Linked DNA regions of Mus musculus: region 1 is linked to region 2. Evidence: chromatin loops called from intact Hi-C (ENCODE). Cell type or tissue: gastrocnemius. All regions are shown on one strand.

The links. Hi-C counts contacts between places; a loop is a spot of excess contacts. Peaks named below come from ENCODE experiments on the same cell type or tissue, not always from the same donor. Only the 100,000 strongest peaks of a DNase experiment are listed, where the experiment ranks them.
Region 1: a loop joins it to region 2, with 2.4 times the contacts of the local background. A loop is called at or near these places in 2 of 42 quality-filtered maps.

The regions. Positions count from the first base shown.
Region 1 is chr10:21,742,563-21,747,562 of GRCm38, forward strand. No RefSeq gene overlaps it. Among named protein-coding and RNA genes, the nearest start is that of Gm5420, 54 kb to the left of the region's middle. In gastrocnemius, no CTCF peak of the experiment used is centred here; no DNase peak of the experiment used is centred here; H3K4me3 peaks cover 3,167 bases; H3K27ac peaks cover 5,000 bases.
Region 2 is chr10:21,463,010-21,468,009 of GRCm38, forward strand. No RefSeq gene overlaps it. Among named protein-coding and RNA genes, the nearest start is that of Aldh8a1, 88 kb to the left of the region's middle. In gastrocnemius, a CTCF peak has its summit at 2,513 (motif pointing right); DNase peaks (open chromatin) are centred at 2,272, 2,542, 3,359, 4,644 and 1 more place; H3K4me3 peaks cover 480 bases.

The DNA.
Region 1 (5,000 bases), 280 kb after region 2:
TTATCTGCTTGGCAGAACAGAGCCCGGTTCCAGTGCATCTTGCTCCTGATTTGAACTGGCTGGCGGAGCGCAGACATCCCAAGCACAAGGTTGGATGGTGAACATGGACAGCCAAGCAAGGCTTTTGTAGCTCCTAAAAGCAGATATGGTTGCTTGGGAAATAATTTTACGAGAGGCGTATTCCTTTATGTGATCTGGAAAGATGACTATAAAGAATGTGTCCAGTCTAATACATGCTTAACATTTCAGACTAGGCTACCATGCCTTTTTAAAATGTCCACACATGGAAGGTAGGTCAGCTATACTATGGGAAAGCACACAAATTGTTCTCACTCTTTGATTCTTGACCCCTTCACACACGTATGAACAAAAGCATTTATTTGAAATAGTGTGTGCCACAAAGCACTGTCAGATTGTGAACTCATACCTAAGTGGCCAATGAAAGCTGTGATCTTATTGGACGAAGCCTGAATGGCAACCCCAACCAAAACATAGTTTCCTGTTAGGAATTTCTTGAACTTGAAAGACAGAACAAAAGCAGAGGTGTTCCCAGTTGTCCTGTGAGCTGGGTTTCTCCTTGGGTTGTGTGTTTCTATCATTGTTGCCCTTCCAGGTGAATATAGTCTCTTTCAAAAGACAGTGGCTATACAAGGCAGAGAGGTCAAGGGGAGATGGGGTGTAGGCAGAGATGCTTGTCAAGCCTTTGCCTGTATCCCAGTTGACCTGATCTTTACTGCTGGCATTCTGTCCCTGAAAGACTTCAGTGAAAATACTCCTGTATATTAAAAAAACAAAAACGAAAAGCCACTCAACACAGCAACCTCCCTGAAAGGCCCAGGTTCTTCCCTCTCAGCCTGTGCCTTCTCTCTCTTGGCACTGCCCTGTCATGTACCCTTTGGAAGCAGCCACTTGACTGGCCGCTGTGAAGAGTGCTGCTAGCCCCAAACTTGTTTGCTCCCATCCGCCAATGCTATGTGCACTCTCAGCTAGCACAGCTGCCAAGAGGCTCAAGTTGGGAACACTAGCTGTCTCAAATATGTGATTCGGATTTCAAAACCAAGTCCTGTGCTCCTGGCACTCACAAGCTTCCAAGAAACTAGGGGCTTTGCTGTCACTGTCTTTACTGCAAGACAGTTTCTTTTGCAAGTTGCTTGTTATTTACTGGCATTAAAATCTGACATCTGGAGGTCATCGGAAATTGAAGAGTTGCTTTCCTGATTTATTTATTTTTATTGTTGGTCCAATCCAATCAGAAGGCACCTCTCCACAGCCTGTTACACAGTTTGTACCACTTTTGCTCCTGGGAGTTGTTCAGTGTTATTCAGAGGGAGTAACATTGGCATGAGCAAAGTGGAACCCATTTCTTCACTGATCGGCATGGATGGTACTCTTTTTATCAACTCTTGCCAAGGCCGTAGTTCGTAAGTAATTAGCTGGCTTAGGTGAAGCTCAAACTTAGCAAGTATCTTTCTTTAAGAAAGTATTTTACATGAGCAGGAAAAAGAAGATGAAAAAAACTAAACCAAACCCAGGACACACCTGCCAAATTAATTCTGACCCCAGCGGTAATGTACTCTTCATTGATGATAGGATTTAGGGGTGGGGGTGGGGGTCGGAGGAGGTAGAGTTCTCTGTGAAATATCGTCAAGATACAAAAGGAAAATAGATATTAAATATATAGAAATTAAAAACAGATCACCCCCATTTAATTTTTGCTGCTGTTTTCTCCTTATTTTCCTCAAAACAACAAAGTAACAAAGTAGCAAGGACCCCCTCCATCAGCATACACAAACCGCCTGCTCTTCCAAAGACAAATGAAAAGTATTGCAGCAGAATTTCCTCCTAGCGTTATATTACAATCTAAACATGAATAGCACCACAAGGAAAAAAAAATAGGATGTCATTTTGGCTGGTACACACAGGTATCAGTTTGCAGTCTTGCAAGCTAACTGAGTATCCATTAACCCTGGGTCGACTCCAGAGAAGGGATGTAATGCCCCAACCAGTTCAAACTGCTTTCACTGCCTGATAGAACACTTAACAGGGAACAGAAAACAAACCTCCCAATTGGCTGCTTTTTCTGAGCATCATTACAGATGGTGGCACGACTGTGAAATAAGGTCAAATATGACCCTGGGACAGGACTGTACCTCTGGGGAAAATCAATTACAACTGTAGATGGGAACTGCCATGGGAAAGTGCCCATATGTGGCCACGATTAAGTATTGTGAAACTCGGTATGGTATATTTAGAGTAAACCTTGGTAATTATTCTTTGCAACTTGGAATAAGTCAGTCTATAGGTTAGAAATTTCAAAGTGAGCTCCTTCCTTATGGTCTGCCTCCCCAGACTGAATGCAATGCTCTGTTTGTTCCCAGCTCCTCTAGCCCTAGACCAGAGCCAAGGTTACTTAGTACCACAGATGGATGTCAACTTAGTCCATTTCGATTCTGTATCCCTAGGAAACCGACCAAGAACATGCTATAGCTTCTGAAAATATATTATGTTATTCTATACTCTTTGGATACCAGAGGCAAAATGTTTATCTCTTCTTTCAGCAGATAATACAGACCACTAGCTAATACCTTGAGATTTTAGTAGAATTACTTAAAATGAGTTGAAACCTCCTTCTGTTTTAAAGGGTGATGGTTGGCAATCAGTTTCACAGCTTAGAAGATTTATTTCTTCAGCAGAGACCAGAACAACTCTGGGATGGAATGCATTTTCTGAAACCCCTCTGTGAATGAATGTTCCATCCAACTAAAGAGTATGGAGAAAATATTACTTCAAAGTGCTTTCGAACATGAAAAGGCAGATGTTACATACCAGCTGCTTTATTTCACATAAGTCCTCATGCCTGCTTCTAGCAGGCGATTGATGGAGAAGTCTTGTCATTGCTGGGAGGAAATGAGGAACACATGCCTGCTTACAATCACGAACTTCTGGGTCCCTGCATTAGTGGCATATCTGTATTAGCCCGTGTGCTCTGTACAAAGAGCAGCCTTCTGGGACCAACCCCGGAGCTTCAGATTCAGTGGTAAAAACTGTGATGTGGAAGTCAGAAATGTACAAATGTGGTTTAGATGTAGGTTGCCCGCAGACTTGGCTATCAAAAAATACCAAACATTGTTTGGTGATATAGCTCGGTGGTTGAGTGTTCACCCGACGTTCATGAGACTCTAGATTCAACCCCCCCTTAATTAAATTCAATCAATTAATTCGATTAAATAAAATTAGAGTAAAACCATATTTGTGAAGATCATATAGGATATTGGTTTTCTCTTGACCTCAGCTGCCAGTCCACTGAGACTTAAGTATATAGCTCCCAGATGCAAACCTCTGTGTTTTGATGATGATAAAGGAGACCACTAGGGCAAGCTCTAAGGAATAAAAAAAAAACAAAAAAAACAAAAAACCTGTCTTTTCTACTCTTTGGTAGATGGAGTCTTCTGTTGAAGTTAAGGTCAGAAATGTTAAAGAAGATGAAGTGCAGAAAAAAATATTAAAAATATTTATTTTGCATTTGGCAGCTGGACAAGATTTTCTCACCTATTGTCTGATTAGATCCTTACAGTAGCTCCATAGGAGTTGGGTGTGTGGATTAGTCTATGCATTTCGGTAAAGGGAGGTCTGCCATTGTCTGTGCTTATCCAAGGTGAGATAGACGAACAATGGCCCAGCAGGCAACCTTCCTGGAGTCTGATCTCCGTCTACAGACAGCCTCCTGTTTCTCATTTAACTTTTATCACCTCTAAGGATGTAAAATCTCAGCTTACCAATCACTAGCACAAAGAAACTTCAGGAGAAAGGAGGAGGGTTGGATGCTGGACATCCCTGCTGGGCCCAGGAATGTGATTGTATTATGTGAACGCACTTTGAGAGTTACAAGACAATCTGTGCACATACTTACTGTATTCTTGTATGATTAGTATTATGTTTTTTTTCCCCTGGGCTTAAAGATTTCATAAGGGAAACTCGAAATTTACACAGGTTATCTGGAGAAATGATGGCTAAATATTTAGTTATGGATCATAAAACTGATGGAGAAGTACATCTAAGTAGAAACAAATTTTAAGTTTTTGAGAAAACTTTGATGGAGTTGAATCCTGGGCATAGATCAGTGACTTGTATGTGGAGCTCTCCGATGGCAGATTATAATGTCTTAGCTCCTCCCATTCTGTCTTCTCAGACCTTCTGGTAAATGAACTCACGTACTCTTGTGATTTTAGGCACTTCAGAGGAACCCCTGGGTTGACGCCGTGTGAAGTCTGAGCTGAGCTGAGCAGATCTGAAGCCACCGCGGGAGGCTCAGGATCCAGATCACCAGCCTGCTTCTTGGAGACTGAAATGGGAGCACACGGCAGCCTGTCTCACCCCTTGCTCACTCCACGTCTCCTGGTATTTTCTTCCCTGTCCCCTTAATTTCAAGTTGCTAGCTGTAATCAGATCCTGCCTTGCAAATGTCAGACGTGAGCAGGATGAGGGAAGACATCGCAACAGCTGCCACAGCAGGTTCTCCTGCTGAGGTGTTAGACATTGAGTTGAATTACCAGAGTCCTCTCCAGCAAACAAACAAGGCAGAGATAAAGCTATATTTGATGTCGTCAAGTGCTCTGAATAAGAACGAGGTAACTCTTAACTTTTTCTAAAAAGTCTTGAAAGGAGAAATCAAACAACAGAAGACGTGTCCTTACAGACTCATCATTAATGTAGCCATCTGTGCCCCACTCCCACACCCATGCAACTCGCACTGATTGACGTCATTATTCTGCCTCTTTGACTGTTTGGACAGCATCTAGCAAAGGACAGGACATGGGCCGTTTCTCTTGAGTTGTGTCTCATGGGAGGCTTTGCGTCCTAACTAATCCCAACTACTATACCCATCAAGAAATTAAAACCTCTCAACCCACCTAGGAGTTCATGAACACCCTTGAAATCTCCCCAGAGGCTCTTCCCTATATAATTCAGACATTTTGCACTCTCCCCTCCTCCCCTCCTCC
Region 2 (5,000 bases):
GGCTGCAGATGTTTCTATACTCCAGGGTTCCATGAGCTGCACAGCGTCTGAAGACAGCTCCACGGAGGGCAGCGAGCCAGGAGAGCTGTGTAGGAAAGCAGAGTTGGAGACATCAGTCAGACCTCAGGGTATTTCCACCTCCCTCTGGCCAGTCCATGCAGCCATGCTTCTAGGAGAATTTAGAAATGAGACACTCCAGTGTGCCAGCTGTTTCCAGCTGGGCAAAGGAGAACCTGTACAAGTCTTATTATACTTTGTGGTCTGGCAGCTTCAGAGTCATGACAGCCCATCTAGTTCCCTAAACCACTGGGTGTTCATCCAATGAATGGAATGCTCACCTTAACATAAAATGCTACAGTAATAGCATCAGCCAATGTGCAGGATCATAGGACTTTAGCTTTTAGCTCTGTGAGAAATGTCTGGTTTTCATTTAAAGAAAAATGTCAGCCCAGACACACATTTTGCATTATGTATAGGCAAGTCACGGGACCCAGAGCTTCTTTGTGAGACTTGACATAGCAGGAGTGACAGAGCTGTCCTTTTTGTCAAGACTTTAGTGAGCAAATATTCTAATTGTATGAGCATTGCAGAAAGAGAAAGTGTTGACCGACCACCCTTAGAATTAGTCATGATTGTCTTATTAGACAAATTTACATTAATTCTTCAGTTAGGATCTAAAATAATGAGCTTCATGATGACCTTGCCATATATAACTGCAGCTGTACTGAGCTCCTCTTACAAATACATTTTAACATTGCCTGTTGACTATCTTTACCTCCGACACTAATGGGGCTAACACTTTTATGAAGCCAGCAGAGTCAGAACTTTCCAGAAGCTCATATACAGCTATGCTCCTCTGATGTTTTAAGTGATCTCTTGCTTTCAGCCCACAATGGCTTGCTTCCTTTTATTTTTGGAAATCATCTACTTTGGAAATATTTATATTTCTTATATTTATATTTTAAGAGTAGCATCTATTAAATAGTTATTTCACTTAGAAATCAGACTCATTCTGTTTGGGGATGATATAATTACAATAGACAATGTGGATATGCAAATGTATTTTCAGCAGATAAGTAAGGACAAAACTGAATGACCATAGGGAGTTTCTGGCTTGAAATTAATTTATTCTCCTAAAAATATTTCTTGTTTTACTTAACTGTTCTTTATTAGAACACAATAGACCCAATGTAGACAAAGTCTCACCCCAATCCTGACAAACAACTCATCTTCAGGGGTCCTGTTTTTCTAGCTATTAAATGAAGGGACCATTTTGTGGAGGAAATAGTTCTAAATGGTTAGGGTGAGTAAAGTATTGTGTTTTCTGGAGTCTTGCATGCAGTTGTTTTGCCGTGGTACATAATTTGGTGGAATCTAATTGTATACTGAGGCCAAGTTCTTCTGAATAGCATCTCAGCATCTTCCTACTGTGGTTTTAAATTGCTTTTCTGTCTCATTTCCCTCCTGGCTTCCTCCTGGGCTCTTGCTTCTTTCTCAGTGTTGCTAAAATGTCTTCTCTTGGGGAGATAGAAACAATGTCTACCCTTCCCACAGAGGTCCAAAGGACAAAGGGAGGCATGGATCCACCAAATATTGACTCTGGGGCAATCTGTGAATTTATTAGGCTTACTGACAGAGCAATGGAGTTTGGAGACAGGATCATGTACAGCCTTAAAGCCACCACACTGGAATATCTGTATCCAACATGAATGGTAACTGCCCCTTTGGCTATAGGTGGGACCCCTCCCCAGTCCTTTCCAGTCTATAAACGCCAAGCTCTTCTTTGATGTCATGTGCAATTAGGGCAGACTAGCATACGCCTAATTGGAAGGAGTTGCTGGATACCCAGGTGATGGTCCTGTGACCCTCCCTGACCATCCTTCTATGAGGGACGGGGAAGAGTCAACAAGCCCAGCTGTGGAGATCCTTTGTAAGTTTATACAGGTGAACTTCATGAAGATGGTGGCAGATTGGCTCTGTGGATGCTCTCAGTGAACTCTTGACTCTGGGCTTCCTCCTCCCCATCACCCTGAGATGCTGCACATACTTAAAAAAAGAAAAATAACATCAACAACATATTTTGTTTTGTTTTCCTATCTCCAAAGTTAGGGTCCTGATGTGGGAACAGGTCTGGCCTCTCAAACACAGTGAAAGCAGCAAACACCTGAGAACAAGAAAGATGAGCTAACAAATAAACTTGACCAAGACACAGCTACATGCTTGTTTGCAGCACCGCCCCGGGCAATGTCCGGAATTGAAGCAAGATGCACACAGAGATCGATAGCAAAATGGACACGGCCCTTGAAGCAGATAGTTGCCGAGTCGACCCTGGAAAGTAGCATAAGAGGCTGGGAAACGTGTTAGGCAACGCGTTTTGGATGGCAACCCACTTGAGCTTTGGAGAGCCCGCGAAGATAAAACATTCTGAAATATTAGTTGTCTTGGGAAATTGGGGTACAGAAAAGAGAGCGCTTTTGTATCACAAGATGGCTTGGAAACGGATAGATCGCCACTAGGTGACGCTGTTTCTTCATCTGTGAATCTTTCTTGTCGCATCTCCAACCCCACTCCCGACAGCCTGCAGCTTGGGTCAGTGCTGTCTAAGGTCGCTGCTTGGGATCCATCTTTGCCCTGCCGTGGCTGGAGCAAGGCCAGAATGAAAGACACCTTAGTTTCCCTTGGATTCCTCCGTTGTAAAACACGGGGTCCTGCAATTGGTGATTCTGAAACACTTCTCCATTTACTTTTCTTATATGCATCTATAACTTTAAAATGCTAAGGCTGGGCACGTTCTGCCTTTTTATATAAGCAAACAAGCAGACACTTGCACACAAGTGCCACTCCTCAACCAAATCTCAGTTAGATAATTAGACTGAAAACACACTGGGCAAGGATCGGATGAACACTGGCACACCTGTATGCACTGGCATGTTCTTGAGCTTCCTACACAGTTCCCATGTAAGACCTCAGTTATGTGCTCAGCGAGGGTAGAGCTATGGAGAGTCTTAGAGGTTTCACAGACCGTTCACCAGAGGGAAAAGCTGTTCTGCAACCATACCTCTTTAGTTCTAGAACTTTCTTCTTGGCTCTGGGTCAGCTGGACCCTGGGCTTCCTTGTGTGAGTTATGGAATTTCACACAGGAGTTCTGCTTGCTTAAACCTCTTGTGATCACTGATGGACACGGACACCTAGCTCCGGTGTGAGCTGTTTCCTGCCTTCATCTCTAGCAGAGATCCAAGAAGGGTGGCTTGCTCCAGATGTTTTCCATCCTGTGGTTGTTATGCCAAGGCAAGAATACAGCAGTGGGGCCAATCATGTTGCTGCGTACATTTCTGGGCCAGCGTTCCTTGTCTCTTCTTGATGCTAGTCATTAATGGAGCCTGGATCTGTTCAGTGCAGACAGGCTGTTTTCCCTTGGCCAGCTGGAAGGTTGATTGTCTGCTCTGTCTTACAGGATTTGTAAGAACCAGATGCCCCTTGTAAACAAGATTGCCCACCCGTAGCCTACCATGAAAATGCCACCTCAATAGGAGGAGAGACTTGGAGAAATCTAAAGAAATTTGGCAACATGAATCTGGGATGGGGTAGAGAAAATTTGAAAGCACAGATATTTAAGTCTACTACTTTGCAATCCTGGTTCGTGGTTTTTTTTTTTTTTTCCATTTAAGTGATGTTGGATTTCAACTTTGTCTTTTCTTCATCTAATGTAATGGTAAAAGTTTTATTTTTAATAAATATTAAAGTTCCCATTCTTTAAGAAGATAAAAATAGCAATAATCTCCAAATGCACCAGCCCCCCACTCCTCTCCCCTCTGCCCCCTGCCTCTCTCCCCTCTGCCCCCACCCCTTTCCCCTCTGCCCCCACCCCTCTCCCCTCTGCCCCCACCCCTCTCCCCTCTGCCCCCCCCCCGCCTCTCTCCCTTCTGCCCCCACCCCTCTCCCCTCTGCCCCTATCCCTCTCCCCTCTGCCCCCACCCCTGTCCCCTTTGCCCCCTGCCTCTCTCCCCTTTGCCCCCACCCCTCTCCCCTCTGCCCCCTGCCTCTCTCCCCTCTGCCCCCATCCCTCTCCCCTCTGCCCCTCTCCTCTCTGTCCCCTGCCTCTCTCCCCTCTGCCCCCATCCCTCTCCCCTCTGCCCCTCTCCTCTCTGCCCCCTGCCTCTCTCCCCTCTGCCCCCACCCCTCTCCCTCTGCCCCCACCCCTCTCTCCTCTGCCCCTCTCCTCTCTCCCCTCTGCCCCCACCCCTCTCCCTCTGCCCCCACCCCTCTCTCCTCTGCCCCTCTCCTCTCTGCCCCTTGCCCCTCTCCCCTCTGCCCCCACCCCTCTCCCTCTGCCCCCACCCCTCTCTCCTCTGCCCCTCTCCTCTTTGCCCCCTGCCTCTCTCCCCTCTGCCCCCACCCTTCTCCCTCTGCCCCCACCCCTCTCTCCTCTGCCCCTCTCCTCTCTGCCCCCTGCCTCTCTCCCCTCTGCCCCCACCCCTCTCTCCTCTGCCCCACCCCTCTCCCCTGTACCGATGGCCCAGCATCTCTCTCACTAGCTCAGTTCAGCTCCAGTGTTCACAGCTAACAAGGTTTCATTAATGTGGAATGGGAATTTGGCCTTTGCTTCCAAACAAGGCGCTGAGCTGGTGCAGCCTCAGCAGGGGAGAGCTTTCCCTTTCTTCATCTCTGTGCTTCCCTGGTGTGTAATCTTGTCTTCTGAAATAGTTGTAATCAGAACAAATTACCTCAAGAGCGGGAATGAAAAGATCTCACAGCCTTTGTGGGTATTTTGGTTTTTTTTTTTTTTTTTTTTTTTTTTTTTTTTAGTTTTCTTTAACAGCTGGCACCTTCCCTCAGTAATTGAAAATGATCCAGGAAATTTGTGTGTCCTTGGTAACATTTCTCTTGAGCATGTGAGCTGGGCTTTTAAGGTGACAGCCTTGTTTCAGCTGGTGCAGGGGGACCTGGGGAGAAGAGAAACCTGTCTCCTGGCCTGGTCCCCTTCCCTTAAGGGGAACAG